Regions from separate parts of the Homo sapiens genome. Here region 2 is linked to region 1. The links are chromatin loops, found by intact Hi-C in ENCODE. Cell type or tissue: HCT116. All regions are shown on one strand. Links, peaks and the distances in the headings refer to the core of each region. The heading gives the core; the rest is flanking DNA. Region 1 holds the start of LINC02418 (long intergenic non-protein coding RNA 2418). Region 2 has its middle 33 kb from the start of RIMBP2.

Region 1 (9,658 bases), core at 917-8,916:
GATACTGATGGGGCAGGTGTGCAGGTGCATCTGAAGAAATAACTTTAGAGTCATCAGTTTATAGATGGTCTTGACCCGGGGCATGAGTCTAAAGAGAGAAAATCCTTTCCTGACCTCAAGCCTAAGTCACGTTCCCCTGGAAGATAACAGATGTTCGCTATGCTTCTCTGATGAACAGACTCTGGTTTTTAATTGTTTCAGACCATGGGTTCTGTAGCTTGACTGCCTGGATTCAAATCTCAGCTTGATGACTGAAAAGCGGTGTGGCTTTGAGCAAGTGGCTCACCCTCTCTGTGCCTCTGTCTTCATCTGCAAACTGGGAAGAATAATGGTACTGCCTGATGGGCTTGCTTCCACGATTTAGTAAGCACATCTGTGTAAAGTGCTTTGAACAGTATCTGAAGCATAATCAGTAGCATATAAAGATGCTATCTACCATGATTATTCCGTAATGAGACTCTGAGCTCCCTGAGGACAGGATCTGGTCTCGCCTTCTCATCACTGCATCTCCCACTGCCCAGCACAGTCTCTGCACACACATGGCCGTGGGATCATTGCATCAATGGCTTTGGAAGGACAGAGGGGCAGTTGTCCCCTCCTCTAGGGAGTGACCTGAGTGTGAAGGGGCTGTGGAGGGGAGGGGCGGCCAGGGCTGTAGGAGGAAGGCTACCCAGAGTCCACCGAGGGAACAACGTGCTCAGGGGACAGAGAGGAGAGGTGGGCAGGGCACAGCAGCCCTTGGGCCAGGAGGGCAGGTTGCGGCTGAGCCACGGAAGATCCTCAACATCGAAGTATGGAGACTGATCTTTATTTTTTGAGAAGCAGGGAGTTACAAATTTGTCTTGGCAGGGACAGAGCATCTTGGAGGTTGAGAGGGTGAGGCCAATTCAATTTGGGGAACTCCTAGTATATTAATAAAACAAACAACTGCCAAGACAGGGTTCTGAAAATCTGGGGCTTATTTAAATGTTAACCCTGCCTGGGTGTGGCTCTATTATAAACCTCAAAGAGAGGCAGGCAGGCAGATAGAGTGAGTGACCCGTTAGTGGTTGTGAGATCATTTTAGACTTCAAACCAGAGTTTCTTATCTGAACCATAACATGTAGAAAATGATCTAAGCAAATACTTTCTCAATTCTCACAAAAATGGATTATAACTAGTACCCCTCTAGGTGCCTAGGATAAAGGTTGATGATTGATATACAATGAATGGCTGAGAACGTTCAAGCTTAATTCTCTCTGGATCCTGGTTGAGAAAAAAAGTCTAGAAAAGCAAAGCTAAGGTGGAAGGATGAGTAGGGAATAAGGTAAGTTAGAATCTGGGATAGGACAGGGTGAAATTGAGTAGAGTAAGATTGGTAGAAAGGAATAGGATAGAATAGAATAGAGTAGAGTAGAGTAGAGTAGAGTAGAGTAGAGTAGAGTAGAGTAGAGTAGAGTAGAGTAGAATAGAATAGAATAGAATAGAATAGAATAGAATAGAATAGAATAGAATAGGCTAGGCTGGCATGGAACAGAATTGCCCAGACTGAAATAAACTAGAATGGGAAATATCACAGGGCTGATGCATGGCACGTGTGTAGGTTCCTGACCCTGTGTCACTGGATGTGTGCAGATTGTGATAGAAAGTGAATCCCTTTCTCTGAGAAGCAGCCAAAAGTGCTTTTGAGGTAAAATGAAACTGACGGGTCTCGACTCTCAGGGCCCTCCATTACCAAATACACGTGAGATCCAACCACACGCCCCCTCTCCAACCCCGACTCCTCAGAAGAGGAGTGATCAACTTGTACCTCCCTCAGGATGTCCTTAGGACAAGACATGGCAAACCTTTACGAGAAAGCCCGACACCCAGTGGCCAACGCGTCAGCTGTCAGGCTTAGGAGATAAGGTTGGCCTTTTATAGTGTTAAGTCTTTGTGAATTGGATCCTATTCCCCAGCAAGATTGAACCCACCCAGGGAGGGATGCAACAGGGTTTGCGAGGTGGGATTGGAGAGGTGAAAAACCTGGAGCCACAGTGAATCAAAAGAGCGTTGCCTTGCGATTTCCAGGGAGGAGCCGTGCAGACCTGAATTAAGGCAGAGACCTTGCCAATGGGAAAGGGGTGAAGTTAAGACGTGTGTCAGCAAGACTGGGATTCTGGAGGTGAGAGAGGAAATGTAGCAGTCAAGATTCAGTTACATGAATAGAAGTCACTCCAGCTACCTTACACAGGAAGGGATTGAATGCAGGGGATTGGGTGCTCACACTCGCTGGAAGGCCTGGTTGCATAGGGCCCCTGAATCCTGCAGAACTGGCCCCTCAAGAGACCTCTCCCACAGCAGGGTCTGCTCACATGAGGAAGACACTTTGGCTATGACCCGAGGGTCAGGAAGAATCCACCACCGACTCACAAACATCAGCTCTAAATTCATGGTATGTGCAAACTCACATGCCCTGGATGGATGTTCGCACGACTCCACCACTTATGAGCTGTGTGGTCTCTGAAAGCTTATGTAACCTCTCTGACTCTATTTGCTCGATTTAAACATGAAGATGAAAATAATAGTGCTTAATTTATGGTTTTAAGGGTTTTTTGTAATGAAGTAAGTTATGTTCGTAACGCGTAAATGTCACTTAGCTATTATTAGAAAAGCTTGCATTTTGTGGAAGATTTCAGAGTTTTTAACAGAATAGGGCTCACACATGTGACTTTGTTGTTTATTCAGTGAATAGGCATGAGGATTTGTGCTGTTGGGGGCCCAAAATATAGGAGGGTGGTGATGAAGACAAGGATATCTGACATGGATGGGCCACTGCAGTCCATGACACACCTCTGTGGATTAGTCATAAGGTGTTTTCCTGCCTACAGACTCGACACTTCAGTCCCTGCTTTCTGCTCAGCCAAGGTTTGTGCAGTGCACAACCTGCTCAACTGTACTGAGGCCTTGAACCCAGGAGCTTGTATTTTAATGAGAAATACACAGCACATGCAGGGATACCAAGATAACAGGGCTTGGCCCTTGCCCTTTGGGTCCTCAAAAGTCAGGTGAAAGAATAAGCAAATCCCCCTGGGTTCCAGAGCCAGGTTCTTGGGAAGTTACTTGGCCACGATGGGCCTTGAGCTAGCCTCGAGGGTCAAGTGCAGACCTTGACAAGTCGAGAGGGTGACATATTCTTTCAGGAGGAGGAGGGAGCAAAGTCAGAGCAGAAGAGGGAACAGCTGGTGGTCCAGCGTGGCAGGGTTTCAGCAGAGGAGATGTCCAGTAGTCTGGCATGGTAGGGTCTCAGCAGAGGAGGGAACATCCCATGGTCTGGTGTGGCAGGGTCTCAGAGGAGGGAATGAATAGCAGTGGTCTGGCGTGGCATGGTGTTGGCAGAGGAGGGGACGTCCAGTGGTCCGGCATGGTAGGGTCTTGGCTGTGGGATGCTGGACTGTCACCCGTGGGGGTACCGATTGCCAGGATGTGGATTTGGGGCTTTATTCTTGTGGCGGTAGGGAACCAGGAAAGGTACTCAGCAGGGGCGGCACCAGTGCTATGGTGTAGTGTGATCATGAGATCTGAGACAGACATTCCCCAAAACCTTCTCAGTCCACCAGCACCTTCGTGTCTTAGTGATGTTTTCATAGTGCCCTAGGAGAAAGAAACACCTGTTTCATTTATGAAGTCCTCAGGTCCAAATAACTTAACAGAAGTAATTTGCAAGGTGTCTGACAGATGTTCCTGTTTTCCTTAAAAAAAGAAAACATTTGCATGTGCTATGATGAGTTGGCTGCACGCCCCGTGGTACCTCAGGAACACACTTTGGGAACAAAGAGGCCGTCTAACCTCAAGTTGTGGCTCAGAGTCACCACATTGCTGTTTCAGCTTCCTCTTTGGTAATTTGCATAGAGGAAAATTGCATCCCTGCCGTGGGGTGGGTATGAGTCCCGACCTCCTAGGGTTGTAAGCTGGAATAAATGAAATGATGCATTCAAAGCGGTGAGCAGAGAGCATTGCGGTCATCTCCATTATCAGGGGCCTGGGTGCAGCAGGACCTGCTCAAGGCAGGTGGGGTTGGGGCCCCGTTTGGAGGCCCTGTGTTGGTTTGTGGTCAGTGGGGACTTGGGCTTAATCAAGGAGCTCTGCAAAGTTCCCCACAAACACGAAGAACAGCACCCAGGATAGTAGCAGTGCCGGGGCAGTGAAATGACCCAGTGAGGTTTTCCGTGTTTTTTTCTTTTTTTACCCAAGTCTTGCTCACTCATGCCACCTGCAGGCCAATGGGGAAACTTTCTTTTTATTTTTTATTTTGTTTTGAGGAGTCTTGCTCTGTCGCCCAGGCTGGAGTGCAGTGGCGTGATCTCCGCTCACTGCAAGCTCCGCCTCCCGGGTTCACGCCATTCTCCTGCCTCAGCCTCCCAAGTAGCTGGGACTACAGGCACCCGCCACCACGCCCGGCTAATTTTTTGTATTTTTTGTAGAGACGGGGTTTCACTGTGTTAGCCAGGATGGTCTTGATCTCTTGACCTCGTGATCCACCCACCTCGGCCTCCCAAAGTGCTGGGATTACAGATGTGAGCCACTGCACCCGGCCAGGAAACTTTCTGTTGGCATCATATGGGAGCCATTTCTGCCAGGGGACCTCAGTGGTTCTGTCCCAGCTGACGATTAAAATCATTAAGGAACTTAAAAAAAATACTGATGCCTGAATCCTATCCCAGACCAAATTAATAAAAAGTAAAATCTAAGGATGTGAACTGGGTGTCTCGGTTTTTGTTGTTGTTTTTGTTTTGTTTTCTTTCTTTTTTTTTTTTTTGAGATGGAGTCTTGCTCTGTCGCCCAGGCTGGAGTGCAGTGGCACGATCTTGGCTCACTACAACCTCTGCCTCCTGGGTTCAAGAGATTCTCGTGCCTCAGCCACCCAAGTAGGTGGAATTACAGGCATGTGGTACCATGCCCAGCTAATTTTTTTTTTTTTAATAGAGGCGGGGTTTCACCATGTTGGCCAGGCTGGTGTCGAACTCCTGACGTCAAGTGATCCACCTGCCTCAGCATCCCAAAGTGCTGGGATTACAGGCGTGCGCCACCGCACCCGGCTGTTTTGTTGTTTTTTTAAAGAAACCTTCATGGGAATCTGACGTTGGGAACTATGGTTGATGGTATTCCCCAACTGCAGAGATGTCCCTGGTCACCCCCTACCGAGGTGCATTCCAGCTTCCAACTCTTTGCTCCAGCCCCACCGTGGGCAAGCTCGCTGCGTGCCTCCATGTGCCCACGCCCGCCCACTGGAGGGATCTCATTTAGATCCAGATACCTGGAACCGCTGGGTCGTAGTGAGTGCACTGTGAGTTTTAAAATGTGTGCCAAATTGCCCTAAAGTGGCTCCAATTTACACCCCCACCAATGAGAACCTTTCCTTAACACCTTTCCCCGTACATGATAATGTCAAACTTTAATATTTTTGCCAATCTGATGAGTAAAACATTTTTAATGGCACCAGCTAAAAAAGAATGGCAGAGACTTTACATACGAGTTTGGTGAGATCTCTGAGATAAGTTGCTGAGGGAGAGATCTAAGTTGCAGGATATATAAAAACACATTGGCAGACAGGCGGAAAATGTGTCACAGGAGATGGGGCAGAGATTCCAGCTCTGAGTTCCACCCTGCGGTCACTCCATGGGGCACACATCCATGCAGGAAAATGAAAAGCGAAGGATTCTTTAGGTAGAGTCAGTGGGATGTTCTCCTTGTCTGGAAGGGTTTAATGTTTTACAAGGAGAATGAGTTTAATTATATCATTAGAGGTTAAATTTTAAAACACTTAAGGAAAAATTTTATGTGTGTGTGTGTGTGTAGGCGTGTGTGTGTGTGTGTATAAAGAGAAAGGGTGTGAAACAGAGAGGGAGAGAGTAAATGTAGTTAAATGTAGTAAGGTGTTCCTTCTTGGGGTATTTGAATGAAAGGATCCAGGAATGCTCTCTGCCAGTCTTACAACTTTTCTGTAAGTGTGTCAGAAGAAATTACCCAAAAAATCCCCCCAAAACAACCCTCAAAACTCAAAGGAATAAACGAGGTCGGGTTGCCGACCGCCTGTGGTCTAGGTCAGCTCCTGCCCTGAAGCCTGTGAACCCTGGGAAGTGGAGCCTTTGAAAGGAGCCCCGGAGGGCAGCCCAGGCGGACAGGCTGCCCCGGCGCGAAGGAGGACAGGCTGGCAAATCTGCAGCACAGTCACGCCTGGATCCGTACTCTGTCCCGCCGCCGACAGAGGACAGAGAGCAACTTCCTCTTCAAAGACCATCCTGCATAAGCCAAAATGCCTCCTGGGACTGAAGTTCAAAGTGATTTCGGAGGAGATCTGTTTGGTGCCACTGTTTGGCCTGGGGATTTGAGCGGATTACTAAAGCCCTGTGTTCCAGGCAGCAGTAACTCGGGGCCTCAGGTGCGAAACGGCCTTTGATAAACGTGAGCTCTTTAGAGGCCCAAACAAATTGAGGACAAAGCAGCTGGGCTGCTCAGGAGGGGGCCGGCTGTTGACCCTTTCTTTCCAGTCTTAGGAAAACAAATACTTGATATTCCAAAGGCTGAGTAAACTCATTAAAAGGATCTTGGACTTCCTGCCTTTGCGCACAGCCCTTGGAAGCTTCTCCGCCAACCCCCGGAGAGCAGGAGTGGGGAGGGTTGGAGGCAGCTCCCTCAGTCCTGCATGCAGACCGCAGCCACTGACTGTTCCCGAGTCACCAGGCCACTCTTCTCTCCTGCCTCATCGTCTTATTCAGGGTCCACGTCATTCTGCCACCTATTTGAGGACACCAGGCCTTGGCTGTTTCTGCTTCTTGTACCTCCTGAGTCAGGTGGCGGTGGGGGAGGGCAGACGCCACACACACCTGGGTCCACTGGCCGCACGGCTCCTGGAAATGCTAGTGTGACTTTCCTAAGGGTTCTTTCAAAGGACACTTTTAGACCTGCCTTTTGTCCCAAGGATTCTAGTTGCTTCATCTTTAGTACCACAGACTGGTGGCTAAACAACGAACATTTACTCTGCCAGGACAACCTCGCTGCCCTCGTGGTTCCCAGCACCCGCCCGGACCTCCACACCAGGCTACTGTTTCCCCAAACGAGTGAGTGTCCTACTCCCTTCCGGCAGCCCTGACCTTCTCCTGCCTCGGATTCTTTCATTCTCTTCTCGGCTCCTAAATTCAAGCTCCCCTTATAAAGCTCAGCCCAGATTCCCATGATAACGTGCTCTGCGATTATTTGCCGATTCCATCAACATTTTTTGAGTACCTGTTGTGTGCCTGACACCTACGGCACTCAGAGCTGGAAGTGGATCCAGCTGTGAGCAGAACACAGACCCTCGGGGATCCCCCAGCCTGCTGGTAGAGACGACCCCCATCCAGGGAGATGCGGGAGCACCGAGGAGAAGCCCCAACCCTGGGGTTCATGGATGGCTTCCTGGAAGAGGAAGCAAGGTGAAGTCAGAGGCTAAAAATGCACACATTTGCAGGTGTTGAGCAAGTAGTGTGGACGCGTGAGCGATGAGGCACAATAGAGCATGAAGGCGCGGGCGGTGGCAAAGGGAACTTCGCCATCTGGGGAGGCATCCTCTGCCCAGCTTTGATCACTCCCTGGGATGTGAATAGGAGTTTATCTTGCCAGATATATGATCTTCCAAGGTCACAGGATTTTGCGAATTTGTATCAGATTTCTCAGTTTTTAAATGTTGCCAACTTGTAACTTTTTAAAATAGTCAGTGGACCATACAAGACACAACTGTAGGCCAGGTGTGTTCTGCAGGCCCTTGTTGCAACATCTTGTCTAAGTGGAATTCAGCCAGGTGAGAAAACAGTAAACAGGCAGAGGACTGGCAGGTCCAAAGGCCCTGTGGGGGAGAGGGCCTCCCCTGTGATGTCCATGTGTACTTTCACCTATTTGGCAAATATTTATCCATCCCCACCAGATGTCAGCCACTGTTTGGGAGGTGTGTGTGCACACATACAAACACATATGCAGGCATGTGCGTATGTGTGCATTTGGAGCAATGTATGTGCTACACATTTGTATGTGTGTATATGTTTGCAGGTGTATTATGCATGTACACATGTGTGTACATGTATTCAGGGGTATATGTGTGTATATATGTGCATGTGTTTTTATGTATGCACGTATATAGTGCATGTGTGCATGTGTGTATATGTATGCAGGTGTACATATGCACACGCGTGCATGTGTGTATACGTGGGTGTATTGTGTGCATGTGTGTATATGTATGCAGCTATATGCGTGTGTGCATGTGTGTATGTAGTGTATGTATATGCACCATGCATATGTGCATGCCTGTGTAAGTCCATATATATGTGTGCACATGCATGCACGCGTGCATGTGTATGTACATGTGTTCATGTATGTGCGTGTAGGTGTGGGTAAATGTATGCGTGTGTGTGCATGTGTTCATGTATGTGCATGCAGGTATGGATAAATGTATGCTTATGTGTGTGCGTGTGTTCATGTATGTGCATGCAGGTATGGGTAAATGTATGCATATGTGTGTGTGTGTTCATGTATGTGCGTGTAGGTATGGATAAATGTATGCATGTGTGTGCGCACACATTCATGTATGTGCGTGTAGGTATGGGTAAATGTATGCATGTGTGTGCACGTGTGTTCATGTATGTGCGTGTAGGTATGGGTAAATGTATGCATATGTGTGCGTGTGTTCATGTATGTGCGTGTAGGTATGGATAAATGTATGCATGTGTGTGCACGTGTGTTCATGTATGTGCGTGTAGGTGTGGGTAAATGTATGCATGTGTGCATGTGTGTTCATGTATGTGCGTGTAGGTGTGGGTAAATGTATGCATGTGTGTGCGTGCATATGCCACATGCATGTTTGCACATGGGCTTGCATGAACATGTGTATGAGTGTGTGTATGCATGTGTGTATGCATTTGCACCAGTGTGTTTGTGTGTGGATGATATCCGCTCCTGGCAGGTCGTGTTTTCTGGGCCTCATTCGGCCCAGCGGGAGCTCCTCGGCTGAGGCCGTACTGGAGGGGGCTGGAATCCTCCCTGGGGAAGCGCGTGGCTCGGGGTGTTGGCCTGGAGTGAGCTCAGCAGGAATTTGGGTCAGAGGAGCTCCTTGGGGGTGGGGACAAAAGGATCCACACAAGCCCTTGAGGAGTGCGGTGGGGCTCGCGTGTCGGGGCTCGCGCGGGGGGCGTGGGGCACCTGGGGACATCTCTGAGGTGGGAGCCGCGGGAGCGCCCAGGCGCTGTTTCCAGCCAGTGCAGCCTCCCCGCGCGGGTCCCGGCTTCGAGAGACGCGCGTACGCCGCCCCCTAGTGGAGACAGCGGGCCCTGCAAGCTGCCGCGGAGATGCTCTCCCGGTGTCTGATGGGAGAATCCTGTGCCCGCAGCCCTGCGCTTCCCCAGGTGAACCGGGCAGGAGCCTGTTGGGAAGGCAGCGACCCACATCTGTGTGCACCTTTGTGGATTTCAGGTTCCGGACGCAGGCGACCAAGCCAGAGCCAGTAAGCAGCCTTGCCTCCAGGATAATACCGCTTATCAGGCTTGACTCTGTGCGCCTCTGAGCCAGGGGTGTGCCCAGCAGCTGGGAGCAGACTCTGCGGTCGGAGCGTGGACGCGTTCTGTGCAGCTCTGCGCCCTGGGGTCAGGCTGTGCTCGCCTCCCTCTGCCGCTGC
Region 2 (9,658 bases), core at 955-8,954, 700 kb before region 1:
GAAAACTATTTGGCAGCTTCTTAAAGAGTTCAACAGAGTCTTACCATGTGACCCAGCAGTTCTCCTCCTAAGTATTAAACTAGGAGAATGAAAAACCTACCTTCACACAAAGGCTTTCTACAGATGTTCCTCATAGCATTATTCCTAATTACTATAGAAACTTCAAACGGCCTGGATGGCCATCCGCAGGTGCCCACCTGAGCAAGTGTGGCCCATGCGCCCTGGGACTCACTGCCCCGCTGTCAGAGAGTATGCGCTGCAGCTTCACGCCACAGCAGGCATGGCCTCCGAAATAGTGCCTGACATGGAAGAAGCCAGATGACACTGCAAGACTTCATGGATAGGAAATTTCTGGGAGAGGCAAAACGGTAGAGACAAAAAGTAGATCCGTGGTTCCCTGAGGATGCGGGTGGGGATTGACTGCCAGGGGTACAGTGAAGCTTTCTGGACTGATGTGGCTGCCTTAGAACTGGATTTTGGTGATGGTTGCTTAATTATACGTTTACTAAAAGCCATCCAATGCCATCTTTACCATGGGTCAACTGTATATTCATTATAATCCTATAAAGCTGCTTTTAATAAAATCATTGTCCAAATATTTAAGGTGGTGGATATCCCAGTTACACTGATTTGATCTTTATAAATGATATGAATAAAATGATCACATGAACCCCCCACATATGTACACCTGCTATGTATCAGTTAAAAAAAAAAAACAGTGCCTGGCCAACATGGTGAAACCCCGTCTCTACTAAAAATACAAAAAATTAGCCGGGTGTGGTGGCACACGCCTGTAATCCCAGCTATTTGGGAGGCTGAGGCAGGAGAATTGCTTGAACCCAGGAGCTGTAGGTTGCAGTGAGCCGAGAATGCACCACTGCACTCCAGCCTAGGGGTCAGAGCAAGACTACCTCTCAAAGAAAAAAACAAAAAAACAAATAAAAAGCAGTGATTGTCCCCTTCTCCGTGCAGGACTTGGGACCGGGACCTGCCCTCTCACGGGCGTTTGGGGTGTTCTGTGTTCGCTCCTGCAGGCCTGCGGAGCATGGGGTGAGCAGCAGAGAGCGCTCTGCCACAGCTCCCAGGAGAAGCTCGCGCCCAGCTGTGGATGCGGCTGCTTTGTCTCTGTGGCAACTGTTTTCTTAAAAACCTTGGGTCAATAGAATCTGTGTCAATCAAATCCCATTTTCTCCTTGACCTACGTGACCCCTTAAGAGCTGTGTACGGTGCTGCTGAAGAGCGGCCTCGGGGACTTAAGGCCTGGAAATCCAGCGTGTAGGAGTGATCCGCACACAATGGCACCTGTAGGGCGTTGCTCTGGGGCATCCCTGCAGAGAGTGCTTTTGTGAGATGGAGACCATTCAGGCCCCGTGGAGGATCCCAGACAGCAGGGGGCTCTGGTGGTCCACGGGTGGGATGAGCCCGCCGGCCTGTGCTTTCCTGCACAAGGGCCTCCTGAGGGGAGGACTCCAGGGAGTTTCCCACAATGCCCAGCAGCTCTGAGTAATCCTCCTGGGATGGGAGAGAGGGAGCACACGGAAGAGAATTCCTAGGTGACCGTGGCAGGGACAAACGGCTCAGCAGGTGGCTTGTCCGGAAGTGCTGTGGGAGTCTGAGCTCTGGTGGAATCCCAAGATTAAAAAACAATAATAAGAAGAAAACAGGCTGGGCACGGTGGCTCAGGCCTGTAATCTCATCACTTTGGGAGGCCGAGGCGGACAGATCACCTGAGGTCAGAAGTTCAAGACCAGCCTGGCTAACGTGGGGAAACCCCGTCTCTACTAAAAATACAAAAATTAGCTGGGTGTGATGGCACACACCTGTAATCCCAGCTACTCAGGAGGCTGAGGTAGGAGAATCGCTTGAACCCGGGAGATGGAGGTTGCAGTGAGCCGAGATCGCGTCACTGCACTCCAGCCTGGGAGACAGAGCGAGTCTCCGTCTCAAAATAAAATAAATAAATAAATAAATAAATAAATAAATAAAAGCAAACCCACTGTGCTAAAGGAATGTAACAATGCCCTGACAGTCATCTCGCTAAGCCTCTCTTGATAAGATGAGGCTGGCCAGGTAGTGAAAGGGTTTAGACCTGGTTGGAAAGCGACTGTGTCTACATGAAATGGGGGTTATTTTATCCTCAGGCTGCTGCGGCATCCACATGCCTGCTCTGAGGTGGCGGGACACGGTTCGTGACCAGCTGAACTGAGGGTGGGGTGGGAGGACTGAAGGTTTGGAAGCTGTGAGGATAATGATGGCACTGGCTTTGATCTTGTTAACTGTGAGATGCTGCTCAGACACATTGGGGTGAGGTCTGTGGCCAGCTTTCACTATGGGTGTGGACAGAGAAGGGGTTTGAGTTGGAGACAGACGGGAAAGTTATCAGGGGGAAGTGACGGCCGACCACCTGAGAGTGGTTTCACTTCCTGGAGGATACACATTTACATATATTAAAAAAAGAGCTGAGTGCCAGACCCTGTAAAAACAATCTGAAAATCAGTCAAAGAAGACAGATCTAGCTAAAAAGACGGAGAAATCCACGTGGCCAGAGTAAATAAATGAAACAATGCAATGAAAGCAGCTCTTCTCATCAACAATTTTTATGGCAATTTTGAAACATCTAAGAAGGGGGAAAGAATTGTTCTGTAACACGGACGAACCACCATCTGGATTCTGCGGTTAGCATTTGGCAGCATCCATCATCTCACCGTCACTCTCTCCATCATGGAATCCGTCGTAGTAGTCTTTAACCAAAAGCAGCTTTTAAAATTCTGAAATTGAATTATAGACTCAATTCTAACTTTCAATTACACAATTGAAAGTTACGTCGGCATCCTAAAGTCCCTTCCACTCCATAGGGTAATATTTAGATCAAATCTTCCTAATGGTAAATGTCCTAGAAGCCAGTGCAGCTCACAAATAAAGAATCTCATTTCAAGAGAGCAACTGTGAACTCAGGGTAATGAAATCTGTCCAAATACACAGGTGATTGAAAAAGCGTGCCAACCTTTCATTGTATGAATGGAGAATACCTTGGGCCTCTTCAAGCTGGGACCATGCAGGGCAAACCTGCCTCCCATTCTATTCAAAGTCACCCCTCTGCTCAGAGATAGATGTATATTCTGATTGCCTCTTTTGGAAAGACTTATCAGAAACTCAAAAGAATGCAACCATCTGTCTCTCACCTACCTGTCACCTGGAAGCCCCCAGTGTAGGGGACTTGCTTTGAGTTGTCCCCACCTTTCTCTACAGAACCAATGTACTTCTTACATGTATTGATTGGCATCTCATGTGTCCCTAAAATGTATAAAGCCAAGCTGTGCCCCGACCACCTTGGGCATGTGTCATCAGGACCTCCTGAGGCTGGGGCATGGGTGGGTCCTCAACCTTGGCAAAATAAACTTTCTAAATTAACTGAGATCTGTCTCAAATTTTCAGGGTTCACAGTTAGTTAAACATGGGACGATCGAGGTAGCCAATACTCATGTGTGCAAGGCACTGTTCTCAGCGCCGTTCACGGATTCCCTTATTTCAGGTTCATACAAACCTACGCAAACCAAAAATAAAATTCTAAGGCCCCCAGCCTTCTGAATGGGCCCTTCCTCTCGCCTAAGGGCATTCCAAATTGAACCTGAAAAACTAGTTCAGGGCATGATGGAAAGCGCAGGTCAGTCATGCCTCATTTTCCTATCCTACCTTTTTTTTTCTGAGATGGAGTCTTGCTCTGTCACCCAGGCTGGTGCAATCTAGACTCACTGCAACCTCTGCCTCCTGGGTTCAAGTGATTCATGTGGCCTCAGCCTCCCAGGTAGCTGGGATTACAGGTGTGCACCACCATGCCCAGCTAAATTTTGTATTTTTAGTAGAGATGGGGTTTCACCATGTTGGCTAGGCTGGTGTTGAACTCCTGACCTCAAGTGATCCTCCTGCCTCAGCCTCCTAAAGTGCTGGGATTACAGGCGTGAGCCACTGCGCCTGGCCTTCCTCTCCTTCCTTTTGGAACTCAGGAAAAGCTGATTAGCATTTAACATCAACGCAGACCCTAAGTCTGAAAAGAAACATTTACAGTCTATTTTCTCTGAAGTCTGCTACCTGGAGGCCTCATCGGCATCATGAAACCTTGCTCTCCACAACCCCTTATTGTAACCCAGACATTTATTTCTATTGATAGTAATGCTTTCAACCTGTGAACCTAGAACATTTGACGGAGGTCTCAGTTACTATTTAGAAAGTTTATTTTGCCAAGGTTGAAGACACACACCCATGACCCAGCCTCAGGAAGTCCTGATGACATGTGCCCAAGGTGGTCGGGCACAGGTTGGTTTTACACATTTTAGGGAGACATGAGACGTCAATCAATATATGTAGGAAGTACACTGGTTCGGTCTGGAAAGGTGGGACAACTGGAAGCAAAGGCAGGAAGACTCGAAGCTGGGAGGGGACTTCCAGGTCACTGGTAGGTGAGACACAAATGGTTGTATTCTTTTGAGTTTCTGATGAGCTTTGCCAGTGGAGGCAGATCAGATATGTGTCTATCTCAGTGAGCAGAGGGATGACTTTGAATAGAATGGGAGGCAGATTTGCCCTCAGCAGTTCTTAGCTTGAGTTTTCTTTAGTGATTTTGGGGGCCCAAGATATTTTCCTTTCACAAACCAACTGCTAATCAGAAAATTTTAAATTTACATTTGACCTGGAAGCCCCACCCCTGCTTTGAGTTGTCCCACCCTTGCAGATGGAACCAATGTAAATCTTACATGTATTTGGTGGAGGTCTCGTGTCTCCCTTAATATGCATAAAAGTAGGCTGTGCCCCCACCACCTGGGGCACAGGTTCTCAGCACCCCCTGAGGGCTGTGTCACGGGTCATGGTCATTCATATTTGGCTCAGAATAAGCTTCGAATATTTTACAGAGTCCGACTCTTCGTCGATACCTGTGGGGCATCAGCGCTCTCATCATTCCGTTTTATGGATGAAGAAACTGAGGCCCAGAGAGTTTAGGTGACCTGCCCAGGGTCCCACAGCTGGTCAGGGGCCATGCTGGGATTTCACCAGAGCCCAGATCTCTGGCACCTGTCAGCACACCATGCTGCCTCCCAGACAAAGCAAAGAGGTGCCATCTTAAACCCTCCAAGTTAGCCGCGATCTGTAAAAAAGGATGATGCTTCCTGTTGGCAGGGATGCAGCGAGAGAGGCCTGCCCACAGGAATGTAAATCGGTGCATCCCGGAAGGCTGTTTGGCAACATGACCCAAGAGCCATGAAATGCGTGTGTCGACTGATCCAGGCATTTTGTTCCCAGGAATAAATGGCCATGAAACAATGCAAGAGGTGGAGCCAATGTCCTATCCAGGGGTATTCGCCGGAGAATTTGACGAGTGAGGCACCAAGCAGCAGAAGATGCTTATTGTATACATTATGAAATGCTCCTGTAATAGTAATGTTCACAGGTCACGATTTAAAGAAAAATTTATATGATGAGAAAGTGTTTACTCTGTAGAACACATCAGGTTACAAAACAGAATTTAGGAAAACAAAATAAAATCACAACCGTCTTCATCTACTGTTATATGTGTATACAAATACACGTAATTATAATGTATGTATAGTCCATAAAATAATAACATAAAATACATTGGAAAGGTAGGTCCCAAAAATACCAGCAACGGTTATTTCAAAGAAGGGCTTTTTGGGGTGGACTTGACATTTTGCTTTGGGCTTTTTTGTGTCTTCTGCAAGGGGCATGCATTACTGTATTACCTTAGGCATCTGAATGCTATCCTTCCATTCTCATAGTGGTAGTTACAGAAGAGGCTGCAGTCAGCTCAAACGCTTCCCTTTTTTATTGCGGGTGCAGAGGCTTCGAGGGAGAGGGAAAGCTGTCAGTAGGTGGCGCCAGAGGGTGGCAGTTGTCTCAGGCTGCGTCAGGGCTGGTGCGAGCCAGCCTGGCCTTAAAGTGAAGCCCCTGGTTCTCTGCCATCCCATGTGCAACTGGTGATTTTGCAATTTCTGCATGTGTGTGGGGCCTGGCTCCCCTGTGGCTGGAGGCCTGCATGGAGCAGGGGGCATGCCAAGCTAGACAGTGACAAATTACTACCATCGAGGGCACCTAAGCACACCTTGGGCTCTATAAAGCACAGCCAGAGCCAAGTGCTGCCCTTAAAAATCAGATAATCTCAGGCGGTTGTGAAGCAAAGTGAAAACAGGAAAATGCAAGGGGCGGAGAAGCTGTCGGTGGAGAGAGAAACAGTGGAGAGTTCTGCCAAGAAGCTTATGCAGCTTTTTCCTCTGAGGGGACAGAGAGGCTGGGAGAGTGGAGAGCTGACCCTGTTGGTCTAAACCCTTTCCTATGGAGGGAGCAGGAGTGAAAATAGCAACCCTGAGGACACGGATACTTTAGGTCAGTGTAGCAGTTGAGAGACTTTGACCTGGACATAGAAGCCAGAGATGTATGGGTTCAGGCTCTCAGAAAAAATGGAGTCAGTTTCTCCCTCCATTAATGAGAATAGATAAACCCAGCTCAGCTAAATTCTTTTTTTTTTTTCTGTTGCCAGGCTGGAGTGCAGTGGCACGATCTCAGCTCACTGCAACCTCTGCCTCCCAGGTTCAAGCAATTCCCCTGCCTCAGCCTCCCGAGTAGCTGGGAGTACAGGCGCCCGCCACCACACCCCACTAATTTTTGTATTTTAGTAGAGACAGTGTTTCACCCTGTTGGCCAGGATGGTCTCCATCTCCTGACTTCATGATCTGCCTGCCTCGGCCTCCCAAAGTGCTGGGACTACAGGTGTGAGCCACTGTGCCCGGCCAGCTCAGCTAAATTCCAAAAGTGTTTATTGACTACCTTGGAAATGATCATAATGATGATAATAGTAATTACAATTGCCACCAACATTTATGAAACCCTTACTGTGTTAAGTACTTAACATGGGTTATTGCATTTAAGCCCCACCATGGTCCAGCAGGTGGATATGACTGCCATCATCCCCGAATTACACATGAGGGCACTGAAGCTTAAAGAGGTGAAACAACTTTTCCAAGGTCACCCGTGGCTAGGTCTTATTGCACACTTAATAGGAGCCAAGGAGAGTGAGTCACGATAGGGCAGGTTATGCTGCTGTAACAAACACATTGAAAACCTCAGTGGTTGAAAAATATGTTTATTTCTCAATCATGTTATATGTCCATTATATGTCATCAAGAGGGCTCTGCTTGTTGTAGTTCCTAGGGGTCTGGGTGGAAGGAAGCTCCATCTGAAAGCATTTTTCCATGTGGGTAGAGACAAGGAAAAGATCATGGTAAACCACACATGGACTCCTAGAGCGCCTCACCTGAAGTGACATGCACACCAATGACTGCTCACAGTGTGTTGGCCGGAGCAGGTGCCATGGCTCTGCTTCAGTCAGTAGAGGGGGATGGGCACGAATATGTTCCTCTTGCAAGAAAGGGAACCAAGTATCTGGTTTCCTTATTCTCCATAGCAGGGGTCCCCACTCTAGCCACAGAGTGGTGCCATTAGGAACCGCACCACACGGCAGGAGGTGAGTGGTGGACGAGCGTGACCACCTGAGCTCCGCCCCCTGTCAGGCCAGCAGCAGCATTAGATTCTCATAGCAGCTCAAACCCTGTTGTGAACTGTGCGTGTGAGGGGTCTAGGTTGCCTGCTCCTTAGGAGAATCCAATGCCTGATGATCTGAGGTGGAACCCCTCCCCACCTCGGTCTGTGGGAAAAACCGTCTTCCATGAAACCGGTCTCAGGTGCCAAAAGTTTGGGGACGGCTGCTCTCTGGCTCCTATTAACGTGCATTGGTTTGGAAAAAGTGCATTATTTTATTTGATTTTACAACACGCTGTGTCAGGCGTTATTATTATTTTTGTTTTATGCAAGAGAAAACAGAGTTTCTGTAGCACACCCGGCTCACATGGCTACTAAGTGGAGCAGGTATGATTCAACCTTAGCTCTGTTCCAGCCTCAAAGCCCAGTTCTTCAAAAACAGTTATATCCCATGGCGGGGAGGGGGTCTCAGTAGATATGTTCCAGGAAGAGTACGCTTCTTGGTTTATAAAATAAGATATGATATTAAATATTTGGTATTTAAATATTGCATTTAAATATTCGTATATATTTAAATACAATTTAAACATTACATTTAAATATTCATGTATATTTAAATACAATTTAAAAATTGCATTTAAATCTTTGTGTATATATTGTTCCATTATTTAAATATTGTATTTAAATATTGTACATGGTATATGTATGTTATATGTACATACATGTGTATATACACATATCCACATATATACACATATATGTATATGTAACATGTGTATATATACATATACATATATATAACATATACAATATTGAATATTATATATATATGATATACATATATCACTTCTCAGGAATGTGTTTAAAGAGAAAATGTAAATTTTGGGTCCCTAAGTTCAACACAATATTTTAAACAAAATGATAAGTGGACAAAATCTCAACTCACACTCAACATGCAATGGGTAGAGCCTTGAAATCTTGTGTAGATATTTTGAAAAGGTCACCCAGTGTCAGCAAAAGAACCGGGCATCTCACCAGGCATCTCAGACGTTATGGCACTAAGGGAGAAATCCTGGAGCTACCGCATTCAAAACGACGGTTTGTAACAATCTCATGAATTGCTTGATGGCCAGGGAGTGATGTTCTGAGATTTCTACCTACTAACACAACAACGCGTTGTGTATATTTAGGGCATGTACTGGTTTTCAGTTATGTTTTAGGAAATTGGGTGGCACGTTTGGGTTTATGTGTAGCATGGAATAGCTTAGTAATAGAAAGAAACTAGGATTCTGGAGAGGACTTTCACAAAGAAATTCCGATATTTTGGGAAGAGATTGTTGAGGTACTAAATGAGAGATGAATAGTGGAATCAAGTATGTGGTACAGTTGAAAAATACTACAAATTCTTGAGTCCCTGACATCAAGACATAGAATGGGAAATAAGACCTACGCACCTGTCTGTGTGTGCACAGGTATGCATGTGTGTGCACATATGCTTATGTTCAGATGGAGGCTGTCCGTCTGAACTTAAAAAATAAGGACTAATCAAAATATCCTCCAGGGACTCTAAGAAATAACCGAGACAGGGGTTGGGGTGGCCTAAGAGACTCTGTTATGTACGCTGTGGTAATAAACCTGTGAACAGCACATTGCTATGTTAATTCACACTTGTAGACATGTTGGCAACACATACGGATATTTAGTCTTTGGAAGACTCTGGGGAAATCTCCTGTGTGAAGCATAAAACCCCTAGCATTACCATAAAATGATGTTTCTTCTTTCCAATTATACTGGGCTTTTTGGAATCGTCGTCTCTTAACTTAAAGGATTATCTTTCAGCGGTAGAATATTCGATCTTTGAGCAATAGGTTGTTGCATGAGATGTATTTACACCAAGATTTCATCCTGGCCCTTTCACTGGTACCATTCTTTCTTTAGCTGCTTCTGCCCCAAGAGTCTTATCGTCCTCTCATTCCAGTGTTGTGTATTTTAGTTGCTGTTGTTTCTGGATCATGCATTAAGCAGTAAGCATGATATTGACAGTTTTCTGTGTCCTTTCCTGAGGTGGGCTGGAGAGGATCTGTTCCTGGAACTAGATTTCCTTTCTGGATCT

The links. Peaks named below come from ENCODE experiments on the same cell type or tissue, not always from the same donor. Only the 100,000 strongest peaks of a DNase experiment are listed, where the experiment ranks them.
Region 2: a loop joins it to region 1, with 18 times the contacts of the local background. A loop is called at or near these places in 49 of 110 quality-filtered maps.

The regions. Positions count from the first base shown.
Region 1 is chr12:130,042,056-130,051,713 of GRCh38, reverse strand. LINC02418 (long intergenic non-protein coding RNA 2418) reads left to right here and starts at 9,372. Exons shown (of 3, transcript NR_024457.2): 1 at 9,372-9,487. RefSeq lists enhancers at 4,076-4,370, 5,682-6,626. In HCT116, for the core only: no CTCF peak of the experiment used is centred there; a DNase peak (open chromatin) is centred at 4,209.
Region 2 is chr12:130,744,546-130,754,203 of GRCh38, reverse strand. No RefSeq gene overlaps it. Among named protein-coding and RNA genes, the nearest start is that of RIMBP2, 33 kb to the right of the region's middle. In HCT116, for the core only: a CTCF peak has its summit at 5,865 (motif pointing right); a DNase peak (open chromatin) is centred at 5,883; H3K27me3 peaks cover 405 bases.